Regions from separate parts of the Homo sapiens genome. Here region 2 is linked to region 1. Evidence: read pairs that join two places in POLR2A ChIA-PET (ENCODE). Cell type or tissue: Caco-2. All regions are shown on one strand. Links, peaks and the distances in the headings refer to the core of each region. The heading gives the core; the rest is flanking DNA.

Evidence for each region. Peaks named below come from ENCODE experiments on the same cell type or tissue, not always from the same donor. Only the 100,000 strongest peaks of a DNase experiment are listed, where the experiment ranks them.
Region 2: POLR2A ChIA-PET joins it to region 1 with 5 read pairs; 3 of 35 experiments call an interaction of 5 or more read pairs at or near these places.

Annotation. Positions count from the first base shown.
Region 1 is chr11:83,588,090-83,597,571 of GRCh38, forward strand. The region is part of intron 19 of DLG2 (discs large MAGUK scaffold protein 2); the gene reads right to left. Among named protein-coding and RNA genes, the nearest start is that of DLG2-AS2, 45 kb to the right of the region's middle. RefSeq lists an enhancer at 1-478. In Caco-2, for the core only: no CTCF peak of the experiment used is centred there; no DNase peak of the experiment used is centred there.
Region 2 is chr11:83,504,331-83,513,812 of GRCh38, forward strand. All of the region lies in intron 21 of DLG2 (discs large MAGUK scaffold protein 2), which reads right to left. Among named protein-coding and RNA genes, the nearest start is that of DLG2-AS2, 130 kb to the right of the region's middle. In Caco-2, for the core only: no CTCF peak of the experiment used is centred there; a DNase peak (open chromatin) is centred at 4,740.

The DNA of each region.
Region 1 (9,482 bases), core at 3,725-6,224:
TAAACAAAGCAGCTGGGAAGCTCGAACTGGGTGGAGCCCACCACAGCTCAAGGAGGCCTGCCTGCCTCTGTAGGCTCCACCTCTGGGGGCAGGGCACAGACAAACAAAAAGACAGCAGTAACCTCTGCAGACTTAAATGTCCCTGTCTGACAGCTTTGAAGAGAGCAGTAGTTCTCCCAGCACGCAGCTGGAGATCTGAGAACGGGCAGACTGCCTCCTCAAGTGGGTCTCTGACCCCTGACCCCCGAGCAGCCTAACTGGGAGGCACCCCCCAGCAGGGGCACACTGACACCTCACACAGCAGGGTATTCCAACAGACCTGCAGCTGAGGGTCCTCTCTGTTAGAAGGAAAACTAACAAACAGAAAGGACATCCACACCAAAAACCCATCTGTACATCACCATCACCATCATCAAAGACCAAAAGTAGATAAAACCACAACGATGGGGAAAAAACAGAACAGAAAAACTGGAAACTCTAAAAAGCAGAGCGCCTCTCCTCCTCCAAAGGAACGCAGTTCCTCACCAGCAACGGAACAAAGCTGGATGGAGAATGACTTTGACGAGCTGAGAGAAGAAGGCTTCAGACGATCAAATTACTCTGAGCTACGGGAGGACATTCAAACCAAATGCAAAGAAGTTGAAAACTTTGAAAAAAATTTAGAAGAATGTATAACTAGAATAACCAATACAGAGAAGTGCTTAAAGGAGCTGATGGAGCTGAAAACCAAGGCTCGAGATCTACATGAAGAATGCAGAAGCGTCAGGAGCCGATGCGATCAACTGGAAGAAAGGGTATCAGTGATGGAAGATGAAATGAATGAAATGAAGTGAGAAGGGAAGTTTAGAGAAAAAAGAATAAAAAGAAATGAGCAAAGCCTCCAAGAAATATGGGACTATGTGAAAAGACCAAATCTACGTCTGACTGGTGTACCTGAAAGTGATGGGGAGAATGGAACCAAGTTGGAAAACACTCTGCAGGATATTATCCAGGAGAACTTCCCCAATCTAGCAAGGCAGGCCAACGTTCAGATTCAGGAAATACAGAGAATGCCACAAAGATACTCCTCGAGAAGAGCAACTCCAAGACACATAATTGTCAGATTCACCAAAGTTGAAAAAAAGGAAAAAATGTTAAGGGCAGCCAGAGAGAAAGGTCGGGTTACCCTCAAAGGGAAGCCCATCAGACTAACAGCAGATCTCTCGGCAGAAACCCTACAAGCCAGAAGAGAGTGGGGGCCAATATTCAACATTCTTAAAGAAAAGAATTTTCAACCCAGAATTTCATATCCAGCCAAACTAAGCTTCATAAGTGAAGGAGAAATAAAATACTTTACAGACAAGCAAATGCTGAGAGATTTTGTCACCAGCAGGCCTGCCCTAAAAGAGCTCCTGAAGGAAGCACTAAACATGGAAAGGAACAACCGGAACCAGCCACTGCAAAATCATGCCAAAATGTAAAGACCATCGAGACTAGGAAGAAACTGCATCAACTAACGAGCAAAATCACCAGCTAACATCATAATGACAGGATCAAATTCACACATAACAATATTAACTTTAAATGTAAATGGACTAAATGCTCCAATTAAAAGACACAGACTGGCAAATTGGATAAAGAGTCAAGACCCAGCAGTGTGCTGTATTCAGGAAACCCATCTCATGTGCAGAGACACACATAGGCTCAAAATAAAAGGATGGAGGAAGATCTACCAAGCAAATGGAAAACAAAAAAAGGCAGGGGTTGCAATCCTAGTCTCTGATAAAACAGACTTTAAACCAACAAAGATCAAAAGAGACAAAGAAGGCCATTACATAATAGTAAAGGGATCAATTCAACAAGAAGAGCTAACTATCCTAAATATATATGCACCCAATACAGGAGCACCCAGATTCATAAAGCAAGTCCTGAGTGACCTACAAAGAGACTTAGACTCCCACACATTAATAATGGGAGACTTTAACACCCCACTGTCAACATTAGACAGATCAACGAGACAGAAGTCAACAAGGATACCCAGCAATTGAACTCAGCTCTGCACCAAGCAGACCTAATAGACATCTACAGAACTCTCCACCCCAAATCAACAGAATATACATTTTTTTCAGCACCACACCACACCTATTCCAAAATTGACCACATAGTTGGAAGTAAAGCTCTCCTCAGCAAATGTAAAAGAACAGAAATTATAACAAACAGTCTCTCAGACCACACTGCAATCAAACTAGAACTCAGGATGAAGAATCTCACTCAAAACCGCTCAACTACATGGAAACTGAACAACCTGCTCCTGAATGACTACTGGATACATAACGAAATGAAGGCAGAAATAAAGATGTTCTTTGAAACCAATGAGAACAAAGACACAGCATACCAGAATCTCTGGGACACATTCAAAGCAGTGTGTAGAGGGAAATTTATAGCACTAAATGCCCACAAGAGAAAGCAGGAAAGATCCAAAATTGACACCCTAACATCACAATTAAAAGAACTAGAAAAGCAAGAGCAAACACATTCAAAAGCTAGCAGAAGGCAAGAAATAACTAAAATCAGAGCAGAACTGAAGGTAATAGAGACACCAAAAACCCTTCAAAAAATTAATGAATCCAGGAGCTGGTTTTTTGAAAGGATCAACAAAATTGATAGACCGCTAGCAAGACTAATAAAGAAAAAAAGAGACAAGAATCAAATAGACACAATAAAAAATGATAAAGGGGATATCACCACCGATCTCACAGAAATACAAACTACCATCAGAGAATACTACAAACACCTCTATGCAAATAAACTAGAAAATCTAGAAGAAATGGATAAATTCCTCGACACATACACTCTCCCAAGACTAAACCAGGAAGAAGTTGAATCTCTGAATAGACCAATAACAGGAGCTGAAATTGTGGCAATAATCAATAGTTTACCAACCCAAAAGAGTCCAGGACCAGATGGATTCACAGCCGAATTCTATCAGAGGTACAAGGAGGAGCTGGTACCATTCCTTCTGAAACTATTCCAATCAATAGAAAAAGAGGGAATCCTCCCTAACTCATTTTATGAGGCCAGCATCATCCTGATACCAAAGCCAGGCAGAGACACAACCAAAAAAGAGAATTTTAGACCAATATCCTTGATGAACATTGATGCAAAAATCCTCAATAAAATACTGGCAAAACGAATCCAGCAGCACATCAAAAAGCTTATCCACTATGATCAAGTGGGCTTCATCCCTGGGATGCAAGGCTGGTTCAATATACGCAAATCAATAAATGTAATCCAGCATATAAACAGAGCCAAAGACAAAAACCACATGATTATCTCAATAGATGCAGAAAAGGCCTTTGACAAAATTCAACAACCCTTCATGCTAAAAACTCTCAATAAATTAGGTATTGATGGGACGTATTTCAAAATAATAAGAGCTATCTATGACAAACCCACAGCCAATATCATACTGAATGGGCAAAAACTGGAAGCATTCCCTTTGAAAACTGGCACAAGACAGGGATGCCCTCTCTCACCACTCCTATTCAACATAGTGTTGGAAGTTCTGGCCAGGGCAATTAGGCAGGAGAAGGAAATAAAGGGTATTCAATTAGGAAAAGAGGAAGTCAAATTGTCCCTGTTTGCAGATGACATGATTGTATATCTAGAAAACTCCATTGTCTCAGCCCAAAACCTCCTTAAGCTGGTAAGCAACTTCAGCAAAGTCTCAGGATACAAAATCAATGTACAAAAATCACAAGCATTCTTATACACCAATAACAGACAAACAGAGAGCCAAATCATGAGTGAACTCCCATTCACAATTGCTTCAAAGAGAATAAAATACCTAGGAATCCAACTTACAAGGGATGTGAAGGACCTCTTCAAGGAGAACTACAAACCACTGCTCAATGAAATAAAAGAGGATACAAACAAATGGAAGAACATTCCATGCTCATGGGTAGGAAGAATCAATATCGTGAAAATGGCCATACTGCCCAAGGTAATTTACAGATTCAATGCCATCCCTATCAAGCTACCAATGACTTTCTTCACAGAATTGGAAAAAACTACTTTAAAGTTCATATGGAACCAAAAAAGAGCCCGCATCGCCAAGGCAATCCTAAGCCAAAAGAACAAAGCTGGAGGCATCACACTACCTGACTTCAAACTATACTACAAGGCTACAGTAATCAAAACAGCATGGTACTGGTACCAAAACAGAGATATAGATCAATGGAACAGAACAGAGCCCTGAGAAATAACACCGCATATCTACAACTATCTGATCTTTGACAAACCTGAGAAAAACAAGCAATGGGGAAAGGATTCCCTATTTAATAAATGGTGCTGGGAAAACTGGCTAGCCATATGTAGAAAGCTGAAACTGGATCCCTTCCTTACACCTTACACAAAAATCAATTCAAGATGGATTAAAGACTTAAACGTTAGACCTAAAACCATAAAAACCCTAGAAAAAAACCTAGGCATCACCATTCAGGACATAGGCATGGGCAAGGACTTCATGTCCAAAACACCAAAAGCAATGGCAACAAAAGACAAAATTGACAAATGGGATCTAATTAAACTAAAGAGCTTCTGCACAGCAAAAGAAACTACCATCAGAGTGAACAGGCAGCCTACAAAATGGGAGAAAATTTTCGCAACCTACTCATCTGACAAAGGGCTAATATCCAGAATCTACAATGAACTCAAACAAATTTACAAGAAAAAAACAAACAACCCCATCAAAAAGTGGGCCAAGGACATGAACAGACACTTCTCAAAAGAAGACATTTATGCAGCCAAAAAACACATGAAAAAATGCTCATCATCACTGGCCATCAGAGAAATGCAAATCAAAACCACAATGAGATACCACCTCACACCAGTTAGAATGGCAATCATTAAAAAGTCAGGAAACAACAGGTGCTGGAGAGGATGTGGAGAAATAGGAACACTTTTACACTGTTGGTGGGACTGTAAACTAGTTCAACCATTGTGGAAGTCAGTGTGGCGAGTCCTCAGGGATCTAGAACTAGAAATACCATTTGACCCAGCCATCCCATTACTGGGTATATACCCAAAGGACTATAAATCTTGCTGCTATAAAGACACATGCACACGTATGTTTATTGCGGCATTATTCACAATAGCAAAGACTTGGAACCAACCCAAATGTCCAACAATGATAGACTGGATTAAGAAAATGTGGCACATATACACCATGGAATACTATGCAGCCATAAAAAATGATTAGTTCATGTCCTTTGTAGGGACATGGATGAAATTGGAAATCATCATTCTCAGTAAACTATCGCAAGAACAAAAAACCAAACACCGCATATTCTCACTCACAGGTGGGAATTGAACAATGAGATCACATGGACACAGGAAGGGGAATATCACACTCTGGGGACTGTGGTGGGGTTGGCGGAGGGGGGAGGGATAGCATTGGGAGATATACCTAATGCTAGATGACGAGTTAGTGGGTGCAGTGCACCAGCATGGCACATGTATACATATGTAACTAACCTGCACAATGTGCACATGTACCCTAAAACTTAAAGTATAATAAAAAAAAGAAATATATTAAAAAAAAAAGAAAAAAAAAGAATTTATATAGAGAGATCATTTCTCTCTATAAAAATCATGTGGAAATCCAGTCCTGGCAAGTATGAAGTTGATATTTGTAAAAACACGAACATAAAATTGCCTAGCTGATAAGGATAAAATTATAATATTCTCCAAGTCACAATATTCTCACTGCTTGAAAAAAAAAGATAAAATAGTGCTGTCATTTGACAGATTAAACAGCATGCAATAATTCCTTTTCTCCATATAGCATTGAATAAGTCCTTATTGAGACTACTTAAAAAATGGCTATATATATCGTAAACCAAAAGTAAACCTAGGTAAGTGTAATAGCAAATAAAAGGTTAAAATGGGAAGTAAAAAAATACAAGGCCCTTAGATTTGCTTAGCCTTGACAGAAATACTGGGAAAGAGACAATTATGGCTTGCCAAATACTGATCTGTTCCCTGTATTTCCTGGACCCTTTAGGCAGGGCCCTGTGGCATGTTTCAGTCAATGGTCTATGAGCAAGTGTGTCAGGATGCAACCCTTTCTCTTCTGCCTTGGCTATCAAGGAACTGATTTCTAATGGTGCAGCTCTAAGATTGTGGCCCCTCCATCATTGTGAGTACTGAGTGACTGTGTGGAGCAGAGCCCTTCCTCAAGCCCTGATTGGTATGTACTGTGGATGAGAAATAAACTTTTATGTGTGAAGCTAATTTAAGGATTGTTGCATTTAAGAAATATGTTGCATCATTGCCTGTCTTAGCTTTGTTAATACAGTCTTGAGTAATTTTATACAGCACTGTATAATTTACACAGACATTTCAGATGCATGATCTTGTTTAAACTGACAACATGCTTAAAGAACATTCATTTGGTCCAAAAAGCATAAAATTAGAGGCTGTATTGTCGTACATTGAAGCAATCAAGGTTTATATTAAATACAGGGAAAACTATCTAAGAATAGAGGTTGTTGAAGAGAAGCCATGTATAAAGGATACTTAGAAGAGGATTTATAAATTGGATGGGAAGGAAGGGTAGGACTAGAAGAGGTGGCTTTGGGTTGCTTCTAATTCTTGAGCTGCCATGGGAATTGTGAAATGTCCATTCCCAGGAGAGTTGCAATACTTGGTCTTGGAAGGTTTGTATGGAATTTCTCAGCAAAAGCAAGTGGGCTCCCACTCGTCCCTACTTTAAAGATGGTCCAGATTTTAGGAAGAAATAGAATAGGCTTAGGCTCCATACAGCTGAGCTGAGTTTGAACTAAAAGGTAGATCTTCCACTTTCTGTACCACAGCAATTAATGAAATTCCTAATGGCTTTATGTCATGGTGGTAATGAGTTTCTCAGCTTTTCACATTATACAGATATTTAGACATATTCTTTTATCAATGCATATGGTATAAAAGCTCATTCTGACTACAGAAGTTATTTAAATTATCTCAGAGCAAAAAATCTTTACAAGCAATAAATCTATTTATGGGAAAAAAAAACCACTTCTTTCTAGGCCCTTTGTTTCTCAAATGTAAATAAAATGTGAGGTGAGTTTTCTCCCAGCTCTTGGGTATTAAATAAAGCATTGCTGCACTGGGGTTTCAACTATTAATGAAGGCATTAAGTGCTTTTATGCTAGATAATGTATTAAGTCTTTTCTCTTACAATTCTCAAAATCCAGCTGTGTAAGGACTATTATCATTTGCATTTTGCAGTTGAGGAAACTGAGGACAAACTGTTGATAACTTACTGTGTTCCAGGCATTAAATGAGATAAACAGGGCATCCTCCTCATTTTTCTTACCATTAAGAATCCATCTAAGGAACCAAATTAATGGCAGGCTTTAATGGCTAAAACATTCATTGTAATTAATGTTACTGCACAAGTGGCTCTGTGACCACAATTAAACTGAACAATTCAGGCTGATTTGCTGTAGGACTTCTCCACAACCAAATTACTTTGTACGGAACTAAAAATGCTGTTACTGATGCGGTCTCAGGCTGATCCTCAGCAAACTGAATTACTCCTATTTTTTTCAGTCTTTGATTCTCCAGCCTTTTGGAGACACCATCTAACCGAAATGCAAGTTCATTTTAACATGTAAAGTATCACATTGCAAACAATTTATAGAAGAACGTAATGAACAAAAAGAATGGATGACAAGAGTTTCAAAAACAAACAAAAGTCTGCCATTATCAATTTACTGGCCCTTAATCTCATAACTATGCCCTTGATTAGGTAGAGATGATGTCGTAATAGGTGCATTATAAGACAATATATCAAAATGTTACCCAGATGCAAATAAATTTGCAGATATTAAGGCAAGAAACTTATACAACCCTTAAAATGCATTTATTCCTTTGTTTTGCATATTGGCAAGAACATGATCTGAACATAAAAGTCTCACAGCACAGTGGACCTTATTTTAACCCTAAAATTAGCTCAAACAATATAACTGAATCAAATAAAATATGCACAAAAACAACAAGATTTAAGATTAAGATTTAACTATGACTATGACTGTCATCACATCAAATCATCAAAGTTGGCTTCAATGATCTGATGTAAGGGGAGGATGTCCATTCTTCCCTCCCTTAAAGTTGACATAATAAAAAATAATTTTCCTCCCATAACACTGGCTTCTTCTCCTGTGTTTCCTTTCCTAGTTAATGACATAGCCGTGTATCCAACCACCCAAGCCAGAAACCTCAGGCTCATCATTGACTTCTCCCTTTCCTTCAAATCTAACATTGCTATCACTATTGAATATAATTTAGAATGTTGCCTTGCTCCTCTTCATTTATTCCCATTGCCTGTGCTTTAATCCAGGTCCTTCTTTATCCTTGCCTATGTTATTATAATAATCCCCAACTGGTTTACCAACCTCTGGTCTCAGCCGCCTATGATCCATCCTTCCCATCGCCATTGGGATAATTTCTAAATCACCAATATGTCTACATCACTCCTCTGCTCAAAATCCTTACTATTTAGAGTCCCAAGTTACTTTACATGATATTCAAGATTCCATTCACCTGAACCTAATCTATCTTAAAAAAATTCAGTCTGCAGTTTCCACGTTTTAATCCCATTATGTTCATTGTTCCCAAACATAACATTTACCTGTTCATCTCCACACTTTTGTACATGCTCCTCCTGCTTATCATTTTTTCTTTTTCTGTTTTTTTTCTGGTTATTCTTCCTAATCTATTTCAAATGTTTCTTCTTATGAAAATACATTCTGAGAATCGACCTAATCTAAAATTAATTGTTCTCCTCTCTCAGTTCTCATAGCTTTTAGTTCCTACCTTAGATTCCTCACTGTCATCAGATTTTTACCGGAGCTCATTATGAATATACTTGTTTTCTTCACTGAGACAGTGAAGCAATTCTGTGATGATCAAAGGAGATCTGAGTTTAGGGAGTCAGAATAACTGGGGTTAGTTCCAGTTCAGTCATTGCCAAGGCTCAACAGTTGTATCTATAAAATAGGGATGGATAGATACCTACTTCAAAAGATAAAATAAAGATTAAATTAGGTAACATCAGTGACAGCATGATCAACATGTCTCATGAGCGGGATCAAGAGACATCAAAATTAAGTAGCAGGATCATGAGCTATCTGAGAGTGGGATATATCTCTAATTCAACTCTGTGCCTCCACTGTACCCACACATGGTATGTGCTCAAAGAATATTTGGTGAAGAAAATAAAAAGAATGAGATAAAATTTTCTACTTTTTAATCTAGGAAACATAGAGTAAAACTTGGTCAGACACAGTGGCTCATGCCTGTAATCCCAGTACTTTGGGAGGCCGAGGTGGCAGGATCTCTTTAGCCCAAAAGTTTGAGACCAGGGCAATATGGCAAAACCCCGTCTCTACCAAAATTAAATAAATAAATAAACAAAATTATCCAGTCATGGTAGTGTGTGC
Region 2 (9,482 bases), core at 3,620-6,119, 84 kb before region 1:
GGATTGGGTTATTGTAGTTTCCCACTGACCTTAATCACAGGGCACAGTAATACTAAGAGACACCCTAACGAATCTCCTGTATTCCATGCATACTCTTCCTTACCTCCATTATGAAGTAGTAGACTGATTTCATCTTGACAGTCTGGGTCAGTCACCCCAGCCAACACTGTAACTTCCTTTTTAGCCTGCTGACTTAAAAGTAGGAGGAGCCCAAAGTGTCCAGGTGGCAATCTTAACTTCCCATTTAACAGAATCGTTGTGTCTCCTGGTGGCAGCATTCCTCCCTCTGGAACTAAGACTACCTAGGCCAGCAGACTATCTAGGCCAGCAGAATGTAATGTTGTGGGAGGAGGAAGCAAAAAATTTGCTAGTGGATCACTAGGAGTGATGGTGAGTGGTGCCGCTTCCACTTCCACCCGTTGATTCCTGGACCCGTGAATCCTGGCTATGGGAGAAACAGTACCATATATTAGTTGCTGATTCAGAGCATACGTGGCCTTCTGGAGAACTTTGCCCCAGCCCTGCAAAGTATTGTCACTTAGTTGGAGTTGTAATTGTGACTTACAAAGCTATTTCACCATTCTATCAATCCAGTTGTTTCAGGATGATGGGGAACATAGTAAGACCAGTGAATTCCATGAGCAGCCACACTTCTTTAGCCATAAAGTGAGTGCCTTGGTCAGAGGCAATGCTGTGTGGGGTGTGTGTAACAATGTGTGTACCATGACAGTGGATAAGGCACTTCATGAGTCCACAGATGGTAGTCTTGGCAGAAGCATTGTGTGCAGGACAGGCATACCCATATCCAGAGTAAGTGTCTATTCCAGTGAGGACAAACCTCTGCTCTTTCCGTGATGGAAGAGGTGCAATATATATATAACCTGCCACCAGGTAGCTGGCTGATCACCCTGAGGAATGGTGCCATATTGAGGGCTCAGTGTTGGTCTCTGCTGCTGGCAAATGGGGCACTCAGCAGTGGCTGTAGCCAGGTCATCCCTGGTGAGTGGAAGCCCATGTTGCTGAGCCCATGCATAATCTCCATCCCTGCCACCATGGCCACGTTGTTCATGGGCCCATTGGGCGATGACAGGGGTGGCTGGGGAAAAAGACTGAGTGGCGTCCACAGAACAGGTCATCCTATATACTTGATTATTAAAATCCTCCTCTGCTGAGGTCACCCATTGGTGAGGACTCACATGGGATACAAATATCTTCATGTTTTTTTACCTCTCAGAGAGGTCCATCCATATACCTCTTCCCCAAATTTCTTTGTCACCAATTTTCCAATCATGCTTCTTCCAAGTCCCTGACCATCCAGCCAAACCACTGGCTACAGCCCATGAATCAGTATATAATTGCACATCTGGCCATTTCTCCTTCCATGCAAAGCGCAAAACCAGGTGCACTGCTCTAAGTTCTGCCCACTGGGAAGATTTCCCTTCATGGCTGTCCTTCAGGGATGTCCTAGAAAGGGGCTGTAGTGCTGCAGCTGTCCACTTTTGGGTGGTATCTGGATATCGTGCAGAATCATCTGTGAACCAGGACCCAGTCTTCTCTTCCTCTGTCTACTGATCATAGGGAACTCCCCATGAGGCCATTGGTGCAGGGTGGCAGGAGTGGAGACCATGGACATTTGAGCCACTTCATCATGTAACTTACTTGTGCCTTCAGGACCTACTTGAGACCAATCATGTATATACCACTTCCATTTGCTGATGGAATGCTGCTGTGCACGGCCCACTCTATGGCTAGATGGGTCAGAAAGCACTTAGTTCATGATTGGCAGTTCAGGTCTCATGGCAACTGGATGACCCGTAGTCAAACGTTCAGTTTCCACTAAACTTGGTCCTAGAATTTCCAGCTCGCTCACAGTGGGCCATCTTTTAATCCATATTTCAGCTAAACAAGCAAACAAACTACTAGAACCTTTTCTAAGTCCCTGAGCTGCAACATTAAATGCAGAGTCCCTAGTGGGCCCAAATCAATAAATTCAGCCTGATCCAACTCTATGTTCCTTCCACCATTATCTCACACCTTTAATATCCATTTCCATGCCTGTTCTCCAGATTTATGTTTATATTCAAAGCATTGATTTTTGAGTGTAGTGCACCTCCTCATGGGTCACACTCTCAACCTCCCTCTAGGCACCAGCCAGAAGTTTAGTCTAGTTATAGGTCTAGACGCAAATAGGGGTGTTGGAGGTGGCTCCTGAGGAGAATCAACATTATCTTGCCTGGCACCTGCCTCAGGGGAGGCCATCACATTTGCCTCAGGCAGCACAGGGTTTATCTCCTCAGACAAATGTGGAAAGGCTGATGGCAGCATGGGTTGGGAGGGGATGTTGACACTACTGGGGATGGGGAAGCTGTTTCTTCTGGCAAAAAAAGGTTCATCAGAATTTACAAACTTAGTGTCCCCAGCTTTATCAGGGTTCTCTCACACGTTTCTATTGTAAGTTGCAGGGTCCCATTCTTTTCCAATCAATGCCCTCACTTTAACCATAGACATCTGATGAGACTGTGCATGCACCTTTCATTGCAGGTCAGCCACTCGCATGATAAGAGTTTGTGCCTGTTTTTCCACAATTTCATCTTTCACATAGGAGATGAGACTCTCACTCAGGGCAATCTTAGCAATCTGAGGCTCAGTGTCTGCCTCTGAAGCTGGGAGTTAGAATCCCTGGGTTCATCCTTTTCTTTCATCACTTTGTCTACTGAACTTAGGAGCAACCAAGCAGCTTCATTATGTTCCTTGGTTCTCCACATATGGTCAAAAGTATTATGTATAGAGTCAATAAACTCCTTGCCTCTCACAAATGGTGAATCAGGAATGTCAAATGCATTTATTTTGCATAACTCTCTAAACAGTTCATGCCAAGGACTATCAGTGTTCTCCATGCTACTAGAAGTAGGGTCCTTAGCATTTTTGGGTCTAATCATACTAAGAAGCCAATTCCAAAAACCCCCAAAACTAATGAAAGAACTCCATCCTTAATATTCTGTTCCTTTAGAACCACTCCTGGTACCAAAATCTGTATTAGGGTTCTCTAGAGGGACAGAACAAATAGGATATATATATATATACACACATACATATATCCTATATATATATCTGTATATATATACACATATATATACCCTATATATATATATCCATATATATACACATATATATCCTCTATATATATATCCATATATATATCCTAAATATCCTAAAGATATATATCCTAAGTATATATATCCTATAGATATCTATATAGATATCTATAGGATATATAGATATATATAAATAAATAAAAGAGTTAAATGGGGATGTGGTGGGAATCACCACCCCTGCATCTTTTAAGTCCTTGATGGTGGCACTAATCTCCATAATCCCTCCAGGGATGCGATATTGTTTTTTATTTATATTTACATATATATTTTTATTATATATATATATATATATATATATATATATATATATATATGTATATATGAGTTTAACAAGTATTAACTCACAAGATCACAAGGTCCCACAAAAGGCCATCTGCAAGCTGAGGAGGAAAGACAGCCAATCCGAGTCTCAAAACTAAAGAACATGGAGTCAGATGTTTAAGGGCAGAAAGCATCCAGCAGGGGAGAAAGATGTAGTCTGGGAGGTTAGGCCAGTCTAGTCTTTTCACATTTTTATGACTGCTTTATATACTAGCCATGCTGGTAGCTGATTAGATGGTACCCACCCAGATTAAGGGTGGGTCTGCCTTTCCCAGCCCACTGACTCAAATGCTAATCTCCTTTGGCAACACCCTCACAGACACATCCAGGATCAATACTTTGCATCCTTCCATCCAATCAAGTTGATACTCAGTATTAACCGTCACAACTGTTCTTTGATAACTCAAATTGTGTCTTTTTCCCATTTAGAATATACATCTTTTTTTTTTTTTTTGAGACAGTGTGTCAAGCCCAGGTTGGAGTGCAGTGGCACGATCTCAACTCACTGCAAACTCTGCCTCCCGGGTTCACGCCATTCTTCTGCCTCAGCCTCCCGAGTAGCTGGGACTACAGGTGCACACCACCACGCCTGGCTAATTTTTTTTTTTTTTTTTTTTTTAGTAGAGATGGGGTTTCACCAGTTAGCCAGGATGGTCTCGATCTCCTGACCTCATGATCCACCTGCCTTGGCCTCCCAAAGTGCTGGGATTACAGGCGTGAGCCACCATGCCTGGCCAGAATATACATTCTTAATACTAGCAACTAATACTTATTGAGCTCTCCTCTGTGCCATTGTCACAACATACCTTCTTAAACATTTTGCACTAATTATCTCATTGAATCCTCCCCATAACACTATGACATATACACATACAGGCAAACACACACACACAAACACAACACAAATACCTTTTTCTATATAAATCTACAATACAAATGAGAAAACTGAGGCTTAGAGAGATAACATAATTTTGCCCAGCCGGCAAGTGGCAGAACTGGGATTCAAACTCAGCTGTCTCGGACTCCAAAGACCAAACTTCACTACTGTTTTGTTTTCGGTTTGGATTCTTCCAGGGCTTAGCAGTTGCTGAGTACACAGTAGTTAATTGCCTAAGCAATGTTGGCTGACGGAAGAATTGGTTAATAGCTGTTGTCTGCAGTAGAGGAACAGATGCTGTGACCTATTACAGGCAGGAAGGGAGAGCTCAATGACTGTTTCATAATATAGTTTGTTCAAATGTAGTCACGTGATGTTACGGGGTGAGGCCAGTGTGGTTATATGCTCCCAGGCATTTGTTAAGTAAGGAAAGTGCACAAGGCAGGGACAAGAGTCCAATCCTGGTGTCAGACGGGCCAGGCACACTGCTTCTCTATTAGACACATTTTCTTTTTGAGAGTCCTTGCTAATAAGTTTGATTCAAATCACTGGCCATCTGACCTTGGACTAGTTATTTAACTTTTTTAGGATTCATTTTCTTCATCTGCATCATGAATTTAATAATAATGCCTACTTCACATTATCATCACCACTTGTAATGAGGCTCAGTGGTAACTTGTTCAAGGTCACAAATCTAGAAAACAGGAAAGTCCTAACTGGAACCCAAATCTCTCCACCTACAGAGCATATTTTCCTTCCTCTATCACAAGTTACTTTCAGAAATGCAGTAGCTACGTGCCTACTTCAGAAGACAAAATTCACAGTGCTTTTTTCCTTTTTGACTACTCATGGTACTCCATCTCTCAGACTTATGGTACCCCATCTCTTATGGTACTCCATCTCTCAAGCCATTTCTTTTGTCTAAGTCAAATTAACCTTGCTCGCATTTCAAGACTGAATCAAGAAATATACCTTGTGAGTTAGTGTATGTTGTAAGTAATGGGTTATAGACAAAGAACATCCAGGTTGAATAGATTTATTTGGAACAGTTTCTACTTTTGATACAACTCCCCCTTAATATACTGTTAAAAACTCACAAGGCATATCAGAGATGTCTTGGGAGAAAGTGCAAGCTGAAAGGGCTGAGAGATGTGAGACCTGGGCGTAAGTTTTGGTTCATCTCTTCATTCATCAGTTATTTCTTGAGCGCGTAGTATGGAGGCTCACACTAGGGGACGGAATATAGCTGTGAACTAACACACACAAGATACTTTGCTTGTGGGGCTTAATGTCTAGTGAAGGCCAATAGGCAAATATTTAAGCTATAAATGTGGTGCAAATCAGAGGCAAGATTCCTGGCCCTGGCCTGGGTCCTCCTTATCTATGTGAGCTTAGGAAAGTCACTTTTGCTCCCTGAACATCAGCTTCCTTTTCTGACCATCAGGGAGTTAAGTGAGATGACCCTGATGGTTCTTTACAGCATTCAGACTCTATACTAGGAAGATGTTCTTTCTTTCTACCTCCCCTCATTCCCTCCCTCCCTCCCTCCCTCCTTCAGATAGGAGAGGGTATTCAGCTTTACCCCCTTGGATGTTGACTCAGTTTCAGGAGCTGACAGTGCGCTCTTTACCCCCCACCATCTGATGTCACTCCAGACTCAGAGAGTAAGAGGTCACTTGCAGCATTCATGTCCTAGGAGTGATTGAGGGCAAACCAACAAATCAAGTGCAATAATAAACAGCATTCATTATAATGTTGTGACTGATTGAATAATTCTCACTTCTTCCTACTTCAATGAAAAGAGGGGGAACTTGCAAATAGAGGCAAATCCATTACAGCTGAGACTCCTAGCCTGTAGTCCCGTTTTAGCAGGATGCATCACGGGGATTAGGACTCTCGCTAGGGAGTTTGGTCATGCAGTAGGAGAGTGGAAGGGTGGGATGAGAACACAGGCCCCTTGTTTTCTGTCTCAGGCTCTTCGGTATAGCTCTCACGGTGTCTCCCATCTAAATATTTCCTTGAGGTATCTTTCAGATGCTAAATGCAAGTAGACTGTGTTTTCTATGACAAGCAGGGCCAGTCAGAGGAGTGAATCACATTTACAATGTGAGAGCATGTGAGTGGCTCAAAAGTTTCTGAACCATCCGTTTTTTTTTTTTTTTTTTTTTGGAAGGGAAAAAGCAAACATTGCTTGCTAAACTTGGAATACTAGCTGATAAAAGTATATATCCTCACTTGGCTAGGATTTAAATTCCTCCAAGATTTTAGAGATAAAAGCCATGAAGATACATAAACACACTTCAAGGAAATAAAACACCGCAAACTGCCCTCCAATACTACGTTTTGAGAAAAAAAAAAAAACCCTCTCTGTCTTCCTCTCACTTGCTCAAACACACACACACAGACACACACACACACACACACACACACATTCTTTTCTATCTATGCTGAATTCATAGCCCAGCAGGTTCATTCTTATTTCTGTACTAGACACTAGTGATCACCGGGTGAGTCTGTTACTGTAAACCAATTGTCACTTTAAAGCCAGAGAGAACATGCTATTGTTTTCCTTCAATGCTTCTTCTGCCTGGGGAGGAATTTTTGCACCTTGATTGGACATGCCATTCACATAACAATTGCATTCCACTTATGAGTAAATGCACTTGCAGTGCTTAGTACGGTGCCTGGAAAATTGTGTCTAATAAATGACATTTTTACGGTCTACTCATTCTCAAGTCTCATGTCAGTGGAGCTCACCCTAGTAGAAGATAATTTATTTGACAGCAATATCCACTATGTGAAGATTTCAGAGAAATGGGGTGCTGTTACCTCCATCATAGGCTATTATAGTGCTAAATGGAACCACGCATGAAAGGGGTTAGCATGGTAAATGGTTAATAAATGATAAGTATTTTTATTATTATTAGATAAGCATTGATTGTTTTTGTCAAATATTACACTCAGCCCTCCAATAGCAAAAAGTGCCTGTGTAAATTAGAAAAAGCTTCCCTCTCTGGGAAGAGGGAATGTAAAAGAAGCAAACTTTTTTTTTTTTTTTTTTAAAGAGCCAGGGTCTCATTATGTTGCCCAGGCTAGGCTCAAACCCCTGGGCTCAAGCAATTCTCTCACCTCAGCCTCCCAAGTAGCTGCGACTACAGGCAGGAGCCACTGCACCTGGCTTAAAAGCTTACCATTTCTTATGCTGGCTGTTGTTGAATGGGATGTGTTGCTGAGTCTTATTTCCCTACGTGTGTCCCTTAGGCAGCAACATGGCTATAGTAAGCATAGGGAACACAAAGGGAAGAGCTCACAGTGTGCAATAATTGCTATGTTGGAAATTTGTAAACAGTTTGTGAGGGCACCACGGAGGGAGCCAGGGGAAGCTGGGTGGGGCAGCTGGAGACAGCTCAAAGGCACCATTTTAGCGAATTAAAGAATGAGTAGGAAATTGTTAGGTAGAGAACTAGCAAAGCACAGTTCAGGCAGAGGAAAGGCCTGCCCAATGGGGAGGTGCAAAGCCACCCCTTCTGCCCTCTTCTCTCCCCCAATCCTGTGTGACTGAGCAATGGTGAGAAGCTGCACTGATAAAGAGTAGGATTTGGAGAGGGCTGGAGCTCAGAGAAATGGTGGGAAATACATTCGAGACGCAGTTCTGGCTTGGATTGTGAGGAACACCTTAGTTACAAACAGTAATTCTAAATATCTACTCCTGTTCAAGAAATAAGCAATAAACGAGTAATACAAATTTTTCTACAGAAATCACATGTGCAGTTCAGAAACTATTCTTTCATCATTTAACCAGCAACTTTATACTGTATTTTTATTTAATTATTGCATCATTTTATTTATTTATTTATTTATATTATACTTTAAGTTTTAGGGTACATGTGCACAATGTGCAGGTTTGTTACATATGTATACATGTGCCTTGTTGGTGTGCTGGACCAATTAACTCGTCATTTAACATTAGGCATATCTCCTAATGCTATCCCTCCCCCTTCCCCCCACCCCACAACAGGCCCTGGTGTGTGATGTTCCCTTTCCTGTGTCCATGTTTTCTCATTTTTCAATTCCCACCTATGAGTGAGAACGTGAGCTGTTTGGTTTTTTGTCCTTGCGATAGTTTGCTGAGAATGATGGTTTCCAGCTTCATCCATGTCCCTACAAAGGACATGAACTCATCATTTTTATGGCTGCATAGTATTCCATGGTGTATATGTGCCACATTTTCTTAATCCAGTCTATCATTGTTGGACATTTGGGTTGGTTCCAAGTCTTTGCTATTGTGAATAGTGCCGCAATAAACATACCTGTGCATCTATCTTTATAGCAGCATGATTTATAATCCTTTGGGTATATACCCAGTAATGGGATGGCTGGGTCAAATGGTATTTCTAGTTCTAGATCCCTGAGGAATAGCCACACTGTCTTTCCACAATGGTTGAACCAGTTTATAGTCCCACCAGCAGTGTAAAAGTGTTCCTATTTCTCCACATCCTCTCCAGCACCTGTTGTTTCCTGCTTTTTAATCATCGCCATTCTAACTGGTGTGAGATGGTATCTCATTGTGGGATTTGCAGTTCTCTGATGGCCAGTGATGATGAGCATTTTTTCATGTGTCTGTTGGTAGCATAAATGTCTTCTTTTGAGAAGTGTCTGTTCATATCCTTCACCTACTTGTTGATGGGGTTGTTTGTTTTATTCTTGTAAATTTGTTGGAGTTCATTGTAGATTCTGGATATTAGTCCTTTGTCAGATGGGTAGATTGCAAATATTTTCTCCCATTCTGTAGGTTGCCTGTTCACTCTGATGGTAGTTTCTTTTGCTGTGCAGAAGCTCTTTAGTTTAATTAGATCCCATTTGTCAATTTTGGCTTTTGTTGCTATTGCTTTTAGTGGTTTACACATGAAGTCCTTGCCCATGCCTATGTCCTGAATGGTATTGCCTAGGTTTTCTTCTAGGGTTTTTATGGTTTTAGATCTAACATTTAAGTCTTTAATCCATCTTGAATTCATTTTTGTATGAGGTGTAAGGAAGGGATCCAGTTTCAGCTTTCTACATATGGCTAGCCAGTTGTCTCAGCACCATTTATTAAATAGGGAATCCTTTCCCCATTTCTTGTTTTTGTC